Regions from separate parts of the Homo sapiens genome. Here region 2 is linked to region 1. The links are chromatin loops, found by intact Hi-C in ENCODE. Cell type or tissue: PC-9. All regions are shown on one strand. Each heading gives the region's core, and the rest is flanking DNA. Links, peaks and the distances in the headings are about the cores only.

Region 1 (8,328 bases), core at 28-8,027:
TATTCAATAAATGCCATGAGATATTCAACACTTTTTTAGAAAATAGGCTTTGTGTGAGAGGATTTTGCCCAATTGTAGGCTAATGTAAGTGTTTTGACCATATTTAAGGTATCCCAGCCTATGCTAGGATGTTCAGCAGGTTTGCACTAAACGTAATTTCTTTTTTTTTTTTTTTTGAGTTGGAGCTTTGCTCTTGTCACCCATGCTGGAGTGCAGTGGCGCGATCTTGGCTCACTGCAACCTCTGCCTCCCGCGTTCAACAATTCTCCTGTCTCAGCCTCCTGAGTAGCTGGGATTACAGGTGCCCGCCACCATGCCCGGCTAATTTTTGTATTTTTCAGTAGAGACGGGGTTTCACCATGTTGGCCAGGCTAGTCCTGAACTCCTGACCTCAGGTGATCCACCTGCCTCGGTCTCCCAAAGTGCTGGGATTACAGGTTTTAGGCACCATGCCCAGCCTACTAAATGCATTTTTGACTCACATATTTTCAACTTATGATGGGTTCATCGGGATGTAGCCTTATCATAAGCCAAGGAGTATCTGTATATCCTTTTGTCTGAAATTTTCAAGAAATCTAACTTATAATTTCAAAACGTTTACAGACTTTACATTAGAGAAGGATGAAACCCGAGTTCCTAATGGTGGAAGAGCTGGCGAGGAGAGAGACAGTTTTCTCTGCAGAGCCCCAGAAGAGCTCAGAAAATGGAAGCACCTTGTACTGCAAGAGGTGGTGTGCAGGGCAGGGCTGGGGCCAGCAGATGAGTGGAGGAAATGTAAAAAGAGCAGGTGAGCCCCCAGATTCCCTCCCCAACTGATAGGAGAAGGTAGGTTTACTCGCTGGAAAATTATGGGGACAACAGGTGTGGGGATAAGGTGCCATCTGGAAGGGTAGATGATTAAAATGTTGGAAGAATGGGATTCAGAAGTGGGGAGGGGCAGGCTACAGGACTGCTATTTTTTATTTTAAGTCATGTGATAGTATTTGATGTTTTATTTCTATTTCTAGTTTTAGACAAGGTCTCACTCTGTTGCTTGGGCTAGAGTAAAGTGGCATGATCATGGCTCACTGCAGCCTCGACTTCCTGGGCTCAGGCTATCCTCTCACCTCAGCCTCCCGAGTAACTGGGACTACAGGTGCGTGCCACCATGCCTGGATAATTTTTTATTTTTATTTTTGGTAGAAACAGGGTTTTGCCATGTTGCCCACGCTGGTCTCAAACTCCTGGGCTCAGGCGATCCGCCTGCCTTGGCCTCCCAAAGTGCTGGGATTACAGGCAGGAGCCACCACACCTGGCTGTGTTTGACTTTTGTAAACCAAGTACACATATTGTTTAGATAAAAATAGAAAGCAAGCTTAAAAACAAAGAAAACAACCGCAACCTAAAATTAAGGTCTCTTCTGGATGTGGTCATTGGAATGGCTTTCTCCACTGTGGTACAGAATGAAGACCAGGAAGCAGCTACCCAGGGAACGCATAGTCTCACCAGTGGAAAATCCTGCCCCTCAAATCTGCAGGTGTCATGCCCTGCCATAATGTCAGTGGGGCCAGGCCTCAGGGAGAATAGGTGTTTGGTCCAGGAAAATAAAGGGTGTTCTTGTAATGACTTCACAATTTCTTCCCAACTTGGTTCTTCTCTCATTTTTCCCCCTAAACTCAATCATCCATCATTTACCTCGGACTTGCTTCAGGCCACACTATTTATAACAATAGAAGCAGCATTTTTGGCTTGTCACCTTTCTCCAATGGAGCCCAGATTGTCTCTAAACCTTTAATGGGCATACAGAGTACCTGGGAACCTTGTTAAAATGCAGTAGGTCTGGGGTGGGGCCTGGGAGTCTGCCTCATGGGAGCAGCCCCAAGGGGAGGCTAACGCTGGTCCCTGGAACACACTCTGAGTAGCAAAAGGACTTGAGGCAACTTTTTGGGGGTGATGGAAATGCTCTAAATCTTGATTGTGGTTACATGGAGTATATACATTGATCAAAATGCACTGAGTTTATTGTATGTAAATTATACCTCAATAAAGTTGATTTTAAAGGAAAAAACCCATTCTAGATGAATTACAGATATAAATGTGAAAGATGAAACAATAAGGCTTTTAGAAGGAAACATAAACTTTAGGATAGGTGAATGCTTCTTAAACAGGACTCAAAACAAATTAACTATAAGAAAAAAATACACACATGAATTGGACTGCATTAAAACTAAAAACTTCTGTTCATCAGCAGACTATTGAGAGTAAAAAGCTGAGCTGTAAACTGAAAAAAAATCCACAATACATATATCTGACAAAGAACTCACGTCTATCATATATAAAGAACTACTACAATTCAATAAGTAAAAGACAACTCAATAGAAAAATGGGCAAAACACTTTAACAGGCACTTTGCAAAGGAGGCTATCTGAAACGGACAATAAACACATGAAAATGTATGCTAATTAGTCATAAGCAAAATGCAAATTAAAGATACGAAATTATTTATTTTGCCTAAACACCCACAAGAATGGCTATAATGAAGACACAGACAATTCCATGTGTGAGTAAGAGTGTGGAGCAACTGGAACTCTCATACACTACTAATGGGAGTGCAGACTGAAATGACATCCTTAAAAACTATTTGGTAGTATTTATTAGAGCAGAACAAAAACATAGTCTAAGATCCAGCAAATCCACTCTTGAGTGGCCAAACACATGTTTCCAAAAACACATAAGAATGAATGCCTGGCTGGGCATGGTGGCTCATACCTTTAATCTCAGCACTTTGGGAGTCCAAGGCAGGAGGATCACCTGAGCCCAGGAAGTCGAGACCAGCCTGGGCAACAAAGTGAGACCACCCAATTCTACCAAAAAAGAACGCTTGTAGCAGCATTATTCAATGCAGCCAAAAATTGGAAACAACTCAAATATCCATCAGCAGTAGTATAAATAAAACGTTATACTACTCATTGGCAATAAAAAATGAATTATTGGCAATAAAAAATGAATGAGCGACCGCCGCAAGCAACAACATGGATTAAGCTAAGGTTGCCAGATAAAATAGAGGACATTCAATTACATTTAAATTTTGAATTAAAAACAAATGATTTTTTTTTTTTGAGACGGAATCTCACTCTGTTGCCCAGGTCAGGCTGGAGTGCAAGTGGCATGATCTCGGCTCACTTCAACCTCCGCCTCCCGGGTTCAAGCGATTCTCCTGCCTCAGCCTCCTGAGTAGCTGGGATTACAAGCACCCACCACCACACCTGGCTAATTTTTGTATTTTCAGTAGAGACGGGGTTTCACCATGTTGGCCAGGCTGGTCTCAGACACCCAACCTCAGGTGATCTGCCCGCCTTGGCCTCCCAAAGCCCTGGGATTACAGGTGTGAGCCATTGCGCCCAGCCCAAATGATTTTTATTTTTATTTTTTTTTAGCATAAGAATGTCCTATGCAGTATTTGGGACATACTTACACTACAAAATTCTTATTCTATTAAATGTTATTATATTACAATATTATTTTTTAGCTGGTCATGTTCTGTTTCTTGATCTGGGTGTCACTGGGCGACCTGGGTGTGTTCACTTTGTGAAAATCCGCTGAGTTACACACTTAGGATGAGTGCAGGTCTCTGGTGTGCATTTGCTACTTCAATACAAAGTTTATCTGAAATCACAATAAAACGATCCCTGGCCCGTGGCCCATTAAATGAGGGCCTGCCTCTTGCCTTGAGGGACCCATCTGTTGTCGTCTCTGCTGTCTGTGATCTCTGTAACCCGTGCATCCATCCTGGCTTGTAGCCGCTGCTCAGAACGCCCCGGTGACGCACCCTTGCCCACAGGACAGCATCTGCCCTCCTTGGCACAGCACCCCAGGGCTCCTGTGGCCTCCCCTGCCCCATTTCCACGTCCTCACATCTTTTTTCCAGCGCTGACACTAACCACACCACCACGGCTCTGTGCCTGCCGCTTCGCCTGCTGCTCTGCCAGGCAAAAACCTATTTATTTTCCCAGTCTCATTTCAGCTTCTGTCGGCTCTGGGAGGTCTTTCCTGACTCCTTCAGGCAGACCTGTCTGTTCCTGTCCCCAAGGTCTGTCTTCATTTCAAGCATCCATTAGAGCAACTCCATTACTTCGCAACTGACTGTTTATATATCTGTCTCCTCCCCGGACAACAGGCTTGCTGGGGCAGGGACTCTGTCTTTTTGTCTTTTTATCCCTAGCAACTCACAGAGTGTCTGTGCGTGTTAGGCTCTGCGTATGTGTTAAGTGGGTCATGACAGTAATGGGTGTTAATGAATGGGGACCAGCAGAGAGATCGAAGGGCTCTGTAAAGCGTTCACACTTAATTTTAGAATTAGAGATGGCAAAACCCTGTCTCTACAAAACAAAACAAAAACCAAAAATTAGCTGGGCATGGTGGTGCATGCCTGTAGTCCCAGCTACTCAGGAGGCTGTGTTGGGAGGATCACTTGAGCCTGGGAGGTGGAGGCTGTAGTGAGCCATGATCCTATCACTGCACTCCAGCCTGGAAGACAGAGCGAGACCCTGTCTCAAAAAAAAAAAAAAAAAAAAAAAAAAGAGAAAGAATTGGAAAATGATGCTGTAAGTCACTCTGCTAATGAGTGGCCAGTGTCTCATTTAACTTCCCAGGAGAAGGGTGCTGGTCTTGTCTCCCATGTCACAGATAGGAAGAAAAGTGCTGAGCAGTTCAATGGTTTGCCCAAGGTCACATGGCCGGTAGGGAGCAGACCACACACTCATGGCACTGGCTGTTCCGTGAATCACAGCAGACGCTGAATCACTAAAATGTCCTTCTGGGACAGGCAAGTCAACAGAGGAAGTGCCCAGTCTGCCCCGGGCCACCTTTTGACTCAAGCAAGCTTTCTGGCACCTCTCAAATCAGTCCCTGTGGGTGGCCACCCCCTCTCCCATGGAATGGCTCGCCGGGAACGGGTTAACACCTCAAACACCTAAACACAGCGTTCAGCTCTGTCCAGACACTCTCGACTCCTGCCTGAGATTTTCAGGTTTTAAACAAAACAAAAATCTGATTCACTGTTTCCAGTCCTACAGGAAACTCAGGTCCTTTATTTATCTGCCACTAAAAAAAAAAAAAAAAAAAAGAAGAAGAAGAAGGAAAAAAAAATCAAACCAGAAAAAAAGCCCTTTATGTCTTAAAAGGGTTTTGAATGCATCTCGTTTCATACAGCACCAAACATCGTTCATGACGGGGGCTCCAGGATGAAGCCCAGACTAAAAGACAGAAGGAAATGAAACGCATTGCAATAAAACACACATGCTAATAAATAAGGGCCTGGGCAATGAATCCAGCTCGGAATATACCACTGGCAAGAAGAAATGCCCCAAAGCTTTACTTAAACCAAATAATAGAAGAACAGATGGCTCCCCTGGGTCTCTGGGAAAAGTTAATAGATCCAGGAGGCTGCAGATAGAGGCTTTGTTTGGGATTTGGGCAGAAAACACAAGGCATTCACAAGATTCAAGGTGAAAGAAAGAGGGCTTGTAGATTTAGGGACAGGGACATTTTCATCAGATAACGAAAATAGATATGTCTGGATATCTCTGCTGGGTTTCCACAGGCTGCAGGGCACGTGCCCTCTCCAGAAATTAACCAGGGCTGCGCTCGGCAGCATGCTAGGGAGACCGACTGCTTCTAGCTGCCCAACTGGAGAATTAATTTAACTCCAGAGATTTGGATAATAAGAAAGAACCCTTAAAGGAGATAAAAATTTACTTTGGGAAGATTTTTGTCCCCACCCATTGTACAGCAGCATCCTTAAGTGGTGGGAACAGTGGGTGGGAACTGGAAGCTCTGGGTTCTATGATGCAAGACCCCCCTGGTCACTGATTAGCTGAGTGACCCTGAAGAAAACCTTCAGGCTGCCACCTGCCCAGCGGCTGTTAAGAATGCTGAGATCCGTGGACACAGGGAGGGGAACATCACACACCCGGCCCTGTCGGGGGTTGGGGGGAAGGGGCGGGAGAGCATTAGGACAAATAGCTAATGCATGCGGGGCTTAAAACCTAGATGACGGGTTGATGGGTGCAGCAAACCACCATGGCACATGTATACCTATGTAACGAACCTGCACGTCCTGCAAATGTACCCCAGAACTTAGAGTGAAAAAAAAAAAAAAAGAAAGAAAGAAAAAAAAAAGAATGCTGAGATCCGGTTGGGCGCGGTGGCTCAGGCCTGTAATCCCAGCACTTTGGGGGCGGAGGTGGGCGGATCATGAGGTCGGAAGATCTAGACCATCCTGGCCAACACGGTGAAACTCCGTCTCTACTAAAAAAAAAAAAATACAAAAAATTCGCCTGGCGTGGTGGCGGGTGCCTGTAGTCCCAGCTACTCGGGAGGCTGAGGCAGGAGAATGGAGTGAACCCAGGAGGCAGAGCTTGCAGTGAGCGAGATGGCGCCACTGCACTCCAGCCTGGGAGACACAGCGAGACTCCGTCTCAAAAAAAAAAAAAAAAAAAGAAGAATGCTGAGATCTGTGGACACAGGGAGGGGAATATTACACAGTGGGCCCTGTCGGGGGTTGGGGGGCAAGGGGAGGGAGAGCATTAGGACAAATACCTAATGCATGTGGGGCTTAAAACCTAGATGACAGGTTGATGGGTGCAGCAAACCACCATGGCGCATGTATACCTGTGTAACAAACCTGCATGCTCTGCACATGTATCCCAGAACTTAGAGTTTTTAAAAAAAAAAGAGAGAGAGAAAAAAGAATGCTGAGATCTTCTAAGCACGGAAGGATCACACCCGCATCCAACCCCCATATTAATCCCCTTTCTCCTCCGCACCAGGGAAATCCAAATGACCTTGTCTTCCCAGAGTGGGGGGCAGCAAACTGAATCCATTAACAGGGAAAGAAAGGGCTTTCAACCCAACCGGTGAGATGGTTCAGAGGAGTGCGTGACCGACAGGAATCCACAACTGGAGAGGTCAATTAATAAAAAATAAAACTTCCCCTTTATACCACGGTGCATAAAAACCTCCAGCACCATTTTTCATCTACTTACATTGTCTTGAGAGCAATTTTGTGTAGTGGCAAGGCAGGAATTATTTATCTCCATCTTATTCATGAAGAAATAAAATCTTGGGACAGTGAAGCGATTTGTTCAAGGTCACGAGGTCATCACGGATTTTTTTTTTTTTAGCTTTTATTTTAGGCTCTGGGGTATACCTGCAGGTTTGCTATATAGGTAAACTAGTGTCATGGGGATTTGGTGTATAGATTATTTCATCACCCAGATACTAAGCCCAGTACCCAGTAGTTCCTTTTTTTTTTTTTTCTCCCGAGATGGAGTCTTGCTCTGTCACCCAGGCTGGAGTGCAGTGGCACAATCTCGGCTCACTGCAACCTCGACCTCCCGGGTTCAAGTGATTCTCCTGCCTCAGCCTCCTGAGTAGCTGGGATTACAGGCGCCTGCAACCACACCTGGCTAATTTTTGTATTTTTAGTAGAGACGGGTTTTTGCCATGTTGGCCAGGCTGGTCTTGAACTCCTGACCTCAAGTGATCTGCCTGCCTTGGCCACCCAAAGTGCTGGCATTACAGGTGTAAGTCACCGTGCCCAGCCCCCATAGTTACTTTTTTTCAGATCCTCTTCCTCTTCCCACCCTCCACCCTCAGGGAGGCCCCACTGTGTGTTGTTCCTGTCTTTGTGTCCATGTGCTCTCATCATTTAGCTCCCACTTATAAGTGAGAACATGAGGTATTTGGTTTTCTATACCTGCATTAATTCACTTAGGATAATGGCCTCCAGCTGTATCCATGTTCCTGCAGAAGACATGATCTCATTCTTTTTTAAAGCTGCATAGTATTCCATGGTGTGTATGTACCAACTTTCTGTATCCAATCTGTCATTGATGGGCATTTAGGTTGATTTCATGTCTTTGCTACTGTGAATAGTGCTGCAGTGAACATTCACAGGCATGTGTCTTTATATCGTGGATTTTCAAGGCTGGAAGGGCTCTGGGTCATGCAGGGCAAGTGCAGATGACGGATGGGGCAGCCCAGCTTCCACGTTCAGATTCACACCCATGGGCAAACGTCAGTGATTGATCACTGAGCTTGGGTCCTCAATGCGGTGCTCCAGCAAGCCATTACTAGTTGATTGGAATTGGCTTGCTAGATGCAACCCATTTACTGCCCCAAGTCCTGTACAGTCTTCTCATTTGACTTACGAGGAAACTGAGCCCCAGAGGTGAAAGGGAACTTGGCCCAGACCATCCAATGGGTCAGTGTCTGAAAACCAAATCCCTCTTTCTGAGCCCAGTGGCCTCTCCAGTGCACTGTGCGGTGCCCTATCTACTGCAGAAA
Region 2 (8,328 bases), core at 223-8,222, 71 kb before region 1:
GCTATGAGGGCAGAGAAGAAACCAGCAAGCAGAGGAAGCTGGTCTACCGAGTGGTGCCATGGTGAGCCCATGAGGTTCCATGAGAAGCGGATGGCCGGGGTCATCTCTCTTGCTGCATAACTCAGTTCCCAACCTCATGAGCCTTGGCCTTCTGTGGTGTCTGGTCCTTGTTGTAGGCTTTCAGTATCCTTCCACCTTCCCCGTTAATTTGAGCTATTAAATTTGTTTTAAAAATTATCATTTTTAGAGACAGGGTTTTGCTCTGCCACCCAGGCTGGAATGCAGTGGGGCAATCCTAGCTCATGGCAGCCTCAAACTCCTGGGCTCAAGCAATCCTCCCACCTCAGCCTCCTGAGTGGTTAGGACTACAGGTGTGTGCCTCCACCCCTGGCTGTTTTGAACATTTTTTGTAGAGACAGGGTCTCACTACAGGCATGCACCACCATGCTGTAGTTTGCCCAGGCTAGTCTCAAACTCCTGGCCTCAAATGACCCTCCTACCTCAGCCTCCCAAAGTGCTGGGATTACAGTCATGAGCCACCACTCTTGGCCAATTTGAGATATTTCAAGTGGGATTTTGTTCCCTGCAACCAAAGTGCCTTGAGTAAAAATATCTATTTTCTGTCATGAGCAAAAGTTGGATTTAAAGTAATTAAAAATGAGGATTTGGTCTCCATTGAATCCAATGAACTTTGTATAGATGACAACCTCCATAGTTCACTGCCTTAAGTTCTGACCTCTATGAGCCTTTTGCTAACACATGGCACTGGCTACCTGGGTCAAAGCCAGCAACACCATAGACACGCCTACAACAATGGCTCATTCTGACAACATGACCACGTGATCATTTGCATTCACAAAGGAAAATGTACTTGCTTTTATTATTTTCAAGAAGTGGACAGCCTAAGAATTTTATTCAACGAATTATTTATTGACTAGGTGGCAGGCACTGCTGGTGTCTCTCCACACGACCCCCGACTTCCTGCTAACAGAATCCTTTTTTTTTTTTCCCCAAAAGCCAGGCAGTCTGATGCTTCAGGGAGGCTGAATATCTTTTGAGCTGCAAAGAGTGGCCCTTGTTTGGTCTCTACCAGTAGCGTAGAAACAAGCAGGTGAAGTGCTTTTGGCCATGCAACCTGCAGGAACATGCACTGGGAGCGGTTCTGGAGGTTTTCCTTGATCTTTAACAGGGACACCTTGTCCTTGGGCTTTTGGCTATGAGTGTGTAAAGGTGAATGTGATGGTTTGGGTCACTGCACCTCAGCCTGTATCCCTCAGGTGACATCAAGGACCGAGGGTCTTTCCAGCTCTCTGCTCTGCCATCCTGAGCCCCTCCCACCTCTGGACTCCTGTAAGATATAAATGCTCTTTGTCCCAAGCCTTGTGAAGTTGGGTCTACTGTGATTTGCAGCCCAAAGCCTCCTAACTAATAAAGACATCTACTTAGTACAAAGACTTGCTCAGCACCATGAATGCACAAGAGAGCTGAAAGGCAGGTGTTAAGAAGCTTATACCTTTTGCGGGGTCAGAAGGCACAGGCCTAGGAATTAAACAGCAGCTCAAGGCAAGAAGACAGGCAGGTCTGGATAGACCAACCAGCATTTCTTACCAGCTTTCATGAACAAGGAGGTTGTAGTTGGCACATGCCAACCACGTGTTACAAGAGTGCTCAGTGACATAGAAAGCCTTCCTCCCGGGACCCCGGGTGACCCGGTGCAGCCACCTCAGCGGCCTGTCAGCTAAGCAGGAAATAACTAGGGCCAAATCTTCTTTCCAGAGCAGAGATGAAAGGGACCCTCCTACCTCATTGTAGCTCTCTGCAGCCTTGAGCTCCCAGGCTCCAGCAATCCTCCCACCTCAGCCTCCTAAGTAGCTGGGACTATAGGCGCACACCACCATGCCCGGCCAAGGGACCCTTCTACCTCAGATGCAGTGAAATCACAGACCCTGGATCTCGTTGAAACCTGTCCCATCGTTAATGCCCCTTTGCAGCACAGTTGCTTAGCAACCAGGGGTGAAGTTGAACTTGGGAAAGTGGACCAGTTTGTGAGTGCCTGGACTGAAAGGGCCTCTTCAACCTCAGCCGACTTGAGTGAGAACTGGCTCTGTGCTGAGCACTGTGCTGGGAACAGAGGGTGCAAAGACGTTTCGCACACAGACCCTGGGTTGCAAGCTGCTCAGAGGTTGGTGGTAAGTGTCAGCCGCCCACACAAGCCCCGGTGGGAGGAACAGCATCCTCTGGAACCCTGCAGAGAGGGCAGCCACACGCCCTGCTGGCAGAACAGGAAGTGCTTCCCCACTGGGCTGCCCGCGTGCCAGGCACCGTGCCTGACCCTTTATAGAAATTATCTCATTTGGCTGGGCATGGTGATTACACCTGTAATCCCAGCACTTTGGGAGGCCGAGGTGGGCAGATCACTTGAGGTCAGGAGTTCGAGACCAGGCTGGCTAACATAGCGAAACCCCGTCTCTTCTAAAAATACAAAACATCAGCTGAGCATGGTGGCAGGTGCCTGTAGTCCCAGCTACTCAGGAGGCAGAGGCAAGAGAATCACTTGAACCCAGGAGGCAGAGTTTGCAGTGAACCCAGATTGTTCCACTGCACTCCAGCCCTGGCAACAGAGCAAGACTCTGTCTCCAAAAAAAAAAAAAAAGAAATCATCTCATTTAACGACCACAGCGGCTCTGAGAGATGGATGTGCTCACCCTTGTTTTGTAGACAAGGAAACCAAGAACCAGAGAGCCCTAGCAACTTGCTGAGGGTCACATAGCAAATCTAACTGGGGTTCCAGCCCACGCCTCCTTCATGTGAAGACCTCCCTGAGGTTCCCCCTCCTTAGAGAGCTGGGAGCATTTTGAGTGGGAGTTTGCTAGGCAGAGGGACAGGCAAGATAAAGTAGCCTGGTGAAGGGTGAGTTCATATCACAAACACCCGGAGCCATGATCTGGGGGCATCTGTTCTCACTGGAGTGACAGAGTAAGGACGCTATTGCACCTCTGCTCCCAGCAGGGGCTCACCTGCAGACATTTGTTACTGTATGAAAAAAACCTGCAAGGGCTGGAAAACAAGTTGGTTTCACCTAGTAGGGTTGAACATGCAGAACATACATGCCAGGAGTCCCTTCTAGATATCATCCCTAGAGAAATTCTACCCGTGTGCATCCAGAGACCTGTGCAAGAATGTTCAACAGCAGCACCGTGTATCCAAAACCAGAAACCACACACAGACATCGTCCAACAGCGTGGATAAATACACTGTGTATTCAACGCTGGAGCACTCCCCAGCAGTGAACATGGAAAGAAATATGACCATGTGCATAAGCACAGGTGGACCTCAGGAACATGATGCTGAGTGAAAAAGCAAGCCACAGAAGATGCATGGTATAAAACTGTCTATAAGTACTTCAAAAACAGGCTGGGCACAGTGGCTCACGCCTATAATCTCAGCACTTTGGGAGGCCCAGGTGGGAGGATTGCTTGAGGCCAGAAGTTTGAGACCAGCCTGGAAAACACAGCGAGACACCATCTCTACAAAAAATAAAAACAAAGTAGCTGGGCATGGTGGTACACGCCTGTAGTCCCAGCTGCTTGGGAGGTGGGAGGATCACTTGAGCCTAGGAGATCGAGGCTGCAATGAACTACGATGGCACCACTACATTCCAGCCTGGGAAAAAGTGAGACCCTGTCTCTAAAAAATTAAAAAAATATATACATATATATAAAACAAGGCTGAGTGAGATGGCTCATGCCTGAAATCCCAGCACTTTGGGAGGCCGAGACGGGAGACTGGGAGTTTGAGGCCAGCCTGGACGATATAGCAAGACCCCATCTCTACAAAAAAATAAAAACTTAGCTGGGTGTGGGGTTGCGTGCTTGTAGTCCCAGCTACCCAGAAGGCTGAGATGGAAGGATTGCTTAAGCCAGGAGGTTGAGGCTGCAGGGAGCTATCATCATACCACTGTACTCCAGCCTGGGAGACAGAGCAAAATCCTGTCTTAAAAATAATTTTTTTTTTAAACATACAAAACAAAACCCTACTGTTAAGGATATACGGCAAAACTATACCAAGAAACAAGGGGACTGATAAAAATCAGAATGGTGGCTTCCCATGGGGAGGGGCAGCCAGACAGATGTGACCTCGGAAGGTCCCCTGAGGACATTGGTGACACAAGGAATTATGTTATGCTTCAACTGGGGACATGAGTGTCTGTTTCATTGTTCTCTGCCTCATAGATACACATTATATATACATATTTATATGTATGAAATATTTCATGGAAAAAATCTATGGAGAGTGTAGCTAGCCTCAAAAGAAAAAAAATGTCTCAGACGCAATTCGAAATGTATTTTCCCTTCTAACACTTCCCTCTAACTCAGCATGACTCAGCCTCATCACCGGGGATGAACCCAGTGACTCTGTCAAGCTCTGGGCAGTTTCTTTGAAGGCAGTTTTCTCAGAAATGTGCCCAGAGGCCCCGAGGCTCTGAACTTTAACAGCATGGCAGGTTGGATGGCCCGTCCCTACCTAAGTCTTAGCTGGAGCTTGTCGCAACTCGCAACTCAAACCCAACCTTTGGCAGGGTTTGACTTCCAGTGTGAGACAGGTCCTAGGCCACACCAATCTCTTTGCAAATGGCTGAAAAGCAAGTGCCAGACCCCCAGGCTAGGCTCCACAGAAAGGGCTGTGTTGCTCACCTTCCCTGGGAAGCAAAGGACCAGGAGGTGACCCACCTGAGGACGAATTCCATGAGAGTTGCTGGCCTCACGTCCTGACTTACTCATTCAAGACCTCTACTGTGGCTTCCTCTTGCTGTTATGATAAAGTTCCAATCTTTTTTTTTTTTTTTTCTTGAGATAGGGTCCTGCGCTGTTGCCCAGGCTGGAGTGCCGTGGCGTGATCTCAGCTCACAGCAGCCTCTGCCTCCTGAGCTCAAGCAATCCTCCTGCCTCCACCTACTGAGTAGCTGGGACCACAGGCAAACACCACCGTGGCCAGCTAATATTTTAAAAATTATTTTTGTAGAGATGGGGTCTTGCTATGTTGCCCAGGCTGGTCTCAAACTCCTGGGCTCGAGTGATCTTCCCACCTTGGACTCCCAAAGTGCTGGGATTACAGGCATGACCACCATGCCAAGCCATGTTCAACTTTTTTTTTTTTTTTTTTTTTTGAGATAGAGTCTTGCTCTTTCACCCAGGCTGGAGTGCAGTGGCACCATCTGGGCTCACTGCAGCCTCGGCCTCCTGGGTCCAAGGATTCTCCTGCCTCAGCCTCCTGAGTAGCTGGGGTTACAGATGCCCACCACCATGCCTGGCTAATTTTTGTATTTTTTGTAGAGACGGGGTTTCACCATGTTGGCCAGGCTGGTCTCGAACTCTTGACCTCAGATGATCCACTTGCCTCGGCCTCCCAAAGTGCTGGGATTTACAGGTGTAAGCCACTGTGCCTGGCCCATGTTCAGCATCTTGATCTTGATCTTCAGGCCCTGCAAGGTTTGCTTTCTGCCAGCCCCTCAATCTTATCACAACTACATCCCCGGCCTGCCAGCCTTTTCTCTGATGGTCTCCCAAGCTCCGGCTGGTGTCACAGCCTGATCTCTGCCCCTCTCTCCCTTCACTACTCCCGCCCCTCCGCCAAGTCTCAGGTCACCATCACTTGCGTTTTTTCCAATATAAAGGAACGGCCAGGCACAGTGTCTCCTGCCTGTAATCAGTGCTTTGGGAGGCAGAGACAGGGAGATCGCTTGAGGCCAGGAGTTTGAGACCAGTCTGGGCAACGGAGCAAGGCCCTGTCTCTACAAAAAATTTAAAAAATTCACCAGATTTGGTTGTGTGTGCCTGTGGTCCCAGCTACTTGGGAGGCTAAAATGGGAGGATCACTTGAGCCAAGGAGGTGGAGGGCTGCAGTATGTTATGATCACATCACTGCACTCCAGCCGCAGTGATAGAACAAGACCCTGTCTCTCCATAATATATAGAGAGGTATAGAGGGGATAACAGATGCCGAGTACCTGGCATGGAGGGGTGCTCACACACAGGGGCTGCTATCCCGCCATTGGGGTGTGACTTCTACACTTTCCGGCTGGATCTTGTCGTCCCTTGAGCCAGGCTCCCGTTGCATCTGGACTTGCAGTGCTTGGGATCTGAAAAGGAAGAGATAATCAGCCTTGGAGCAGGAGGCGGAGGATGGAGAGAAAGGGAATCGTTCTGGGATCAAAGAGATGTTCTGCTTTGGAAGAAAAGGCCAGGAAGTCCTGAGGGGCGTGTCACCCTCGATGACACTGGCAGAGTGGACCACACCAGGGGCTGCAGGGGGAGAGGGGCTTCTGTTCCACCCTGGGGAGTGGACAGCCTGGGAGGCCACTGACACAGGTCCTGACACCCCTGGAGATGGGGAGGAGGGAAGATGGCAGCCTTGGGCATGCTCGTGGCCAGTGTGGAAGATCTTTGATGGAAAAGGCTTTGATGGAAACCTCTGCAGACTGGAGCCGCTCTAATCAGCTGCTAATTCATTAGGTCAAAAGCAGCAAACCCCGTTCCCAAACCCCGAAGAGTTCCCGTCACTGTGAATTATGTCTTTAGCCTCCAGCCTGCCATGGGTTTGGGCAGGAACACGCGGTAGCCCACACACGCTGTAATTTCCCAAGGGCAGTGTTCCTTATGGTGACTGACGAGGCCACCGCTAATGCCCCACTCAGCCATCCAGGAGCCCAGCTGGGGGTTTGGGTTTTTTGGGGAAGGGTCAGTTCTCCTTCTGGAGAAAGGAGGCCAGGATCTCACTCTGTTGCCCAGGCTGGAGTGCAGTGGGACAATCATGGTAAGAGGGAAAGGTGGGGTTCAAACCCTTGTACGGTGGAAAGAGCCTTATGCCTGTCCCCAAAGCTGCTTGGAACCTGGTGGGGGGCAGGCTTTAGGCAGCTGCTCTAGGACAGTTCCATTCAGGAGTGACAGGGACCCTCGGCCGCTGATGTTTAATCAAGGACTTCCTTGGTTTTGGCTTTGAAGACTAACCACAGGTGACATGAGATCTCCCGGGGCTGACAGAAGCTGTTCCTGTCGGGCAACGGCTGGGCTTGGAGTGAACTGTCAGAGGCCCTCAGCCCCGGGGAGGTGGTGGCGACAGGCATCGCTGCAGGACACCATCTCCCTGGTCTCCTCACGGCCTCCCTGCTCTGTGGCTGGGACAGGGCCAGGGGTTGGGGCTGGGTGGGGAAGGGAATGAGAGAACCAAGGGCCTCTGCAAAGGCAGCAAAGCAGTCCACAGGCCAGTCAGCAAACACAAAGGGAAATGACACTGTCTGCATTTCTTAAAAAAGAGAATGTGTTTATCATCAGAAAAAAAAAGGCTTTAAAAAATTGTAAGGAAGGCTTTAATTGTGGCCAGGCATGGTGGCTTATGCCTGTAATCCCAGCACTTTGAAAAGCTGAAGTGGGAGGATTGCTTGAGGTCAGGGGTTCAAGACCAGCTTGGGGGAACATAGCGAGACCCTATCTCTACAAAAAAAAAAAAATTATCTGGCCTGTACACCTACAGTCTCAGCTACTCAAGAGGCTGAGGTGGGAAGATCGCTTGAGCCCAGGAGGTTGAGGCTGCAGTGAGCCATGATTGCGCCACTGTACTCCAGCTGGGGTGACAGAGCAAGACCCTGTCTCAAAGAGAAAAAAAAGAAAGGTTTTAATTACAAGAAAGGAGAAACAAGGCTGGGTGCTGTGGCTCACGCCTGTAATCCCAGCAGTTTGGGAGGCCGAGGTGGGCAGATCAGCTGAGGTCGGGAGTTTGAGACCAGCCTGACCAACATGGCGAAGCTCCGTCTCTACTAAAAATACAGAAATTAGCTGGGTGTGGCGCATGCCTGTTGTCCCAGCTACTGGGGAGGTTAAGGCAGGAGAATCGCTTGAGCTGGGGGCAGAGGTTGCAGTGAGCCGAGATCGCACAGTCGCACTCCAGCCTGGGCTGCAAGAGTGAAACTCTGTCTCAAAAAAAAAAAAAAAAAAAAAAAGGAGAAACAGGCTTGAACAACTACCCTTGCTGTTCTACCCCTACCCCCTACCCACTATGTCAACGTAGGTTGGGAAAACTGAGGCACAAGAAAACCAGTACTGAGGCTGGGCTGTTTCTGACTTTAGAATTTTGATGACAGCATTTGGGAACTTGGTCCTCAGGTCAGGGAAGATTTCTAGGATTAAAAGTCAATCTCTTGACCACTTGCAAGACTGGCTCATAGGTGTAACATGCAACTGACCAAACACCATCCCTCGTGCTTACAGACTATCCGGTGTGTGCCAGACACTTTGTTAGGCGTCACTGATGAACCTCCAGAACACTTTGAGG

What was found. Hi-C counts contacts between places; a loop is a spot of excess contacts. Peaks named below come from ENCODE experiments on the same cell type or tissue, not always from the same donor. Only the 100,000 strongest peaks of a DNase experiment are listed, where the experiment ranks them.
Region 2: it touches region 1 in a loop (2.7-fold over the local background); 5 of 110 quality-filtered maps call a loop at or near these places.

Annotation. Positions count from the first base shown.
Region 1 is chr7:3,023,424-3,031,751 of GRCh38, forward strand. The region is part of intron 1 of CARD11 (caspase recruitment domain family member 11); the gene reads right to left. Among named protein-coding and RNA genes, the nearest start is that of CARD11, 16 kb to the right of the region's middle. In PC-9, for the core only: no CTCF peak of the experiment used is centred there; a DNase peak (open chromatin) is centred at 4,828; H3K4me3 peaks cover 1,196 bases; H3K27ac peaks cover 2,251 bases.
Region 2 is chr7:2,952,493-2,960,820 of GRCh38, forward strand. CARD11 (caspase recruitment domain family member 11) reads right to left here. Exons shown (of 25, transcript NM_032415.7): 2 at 6,008-6,139. The coding sequence starts at 6,014. Among named protein-coding and RNA genes, the nearest start is that of CARD11-AS1, 13 kb to the left of the region's middle. RefSeq lists a silencer at 2,191-2,250. In PC-9, for the core only: no CTCF peak of the experiment used is centred there; a DNase peak (open chromatin) is centred at 4,419; H3K27ac peaks cover 3,080 bases.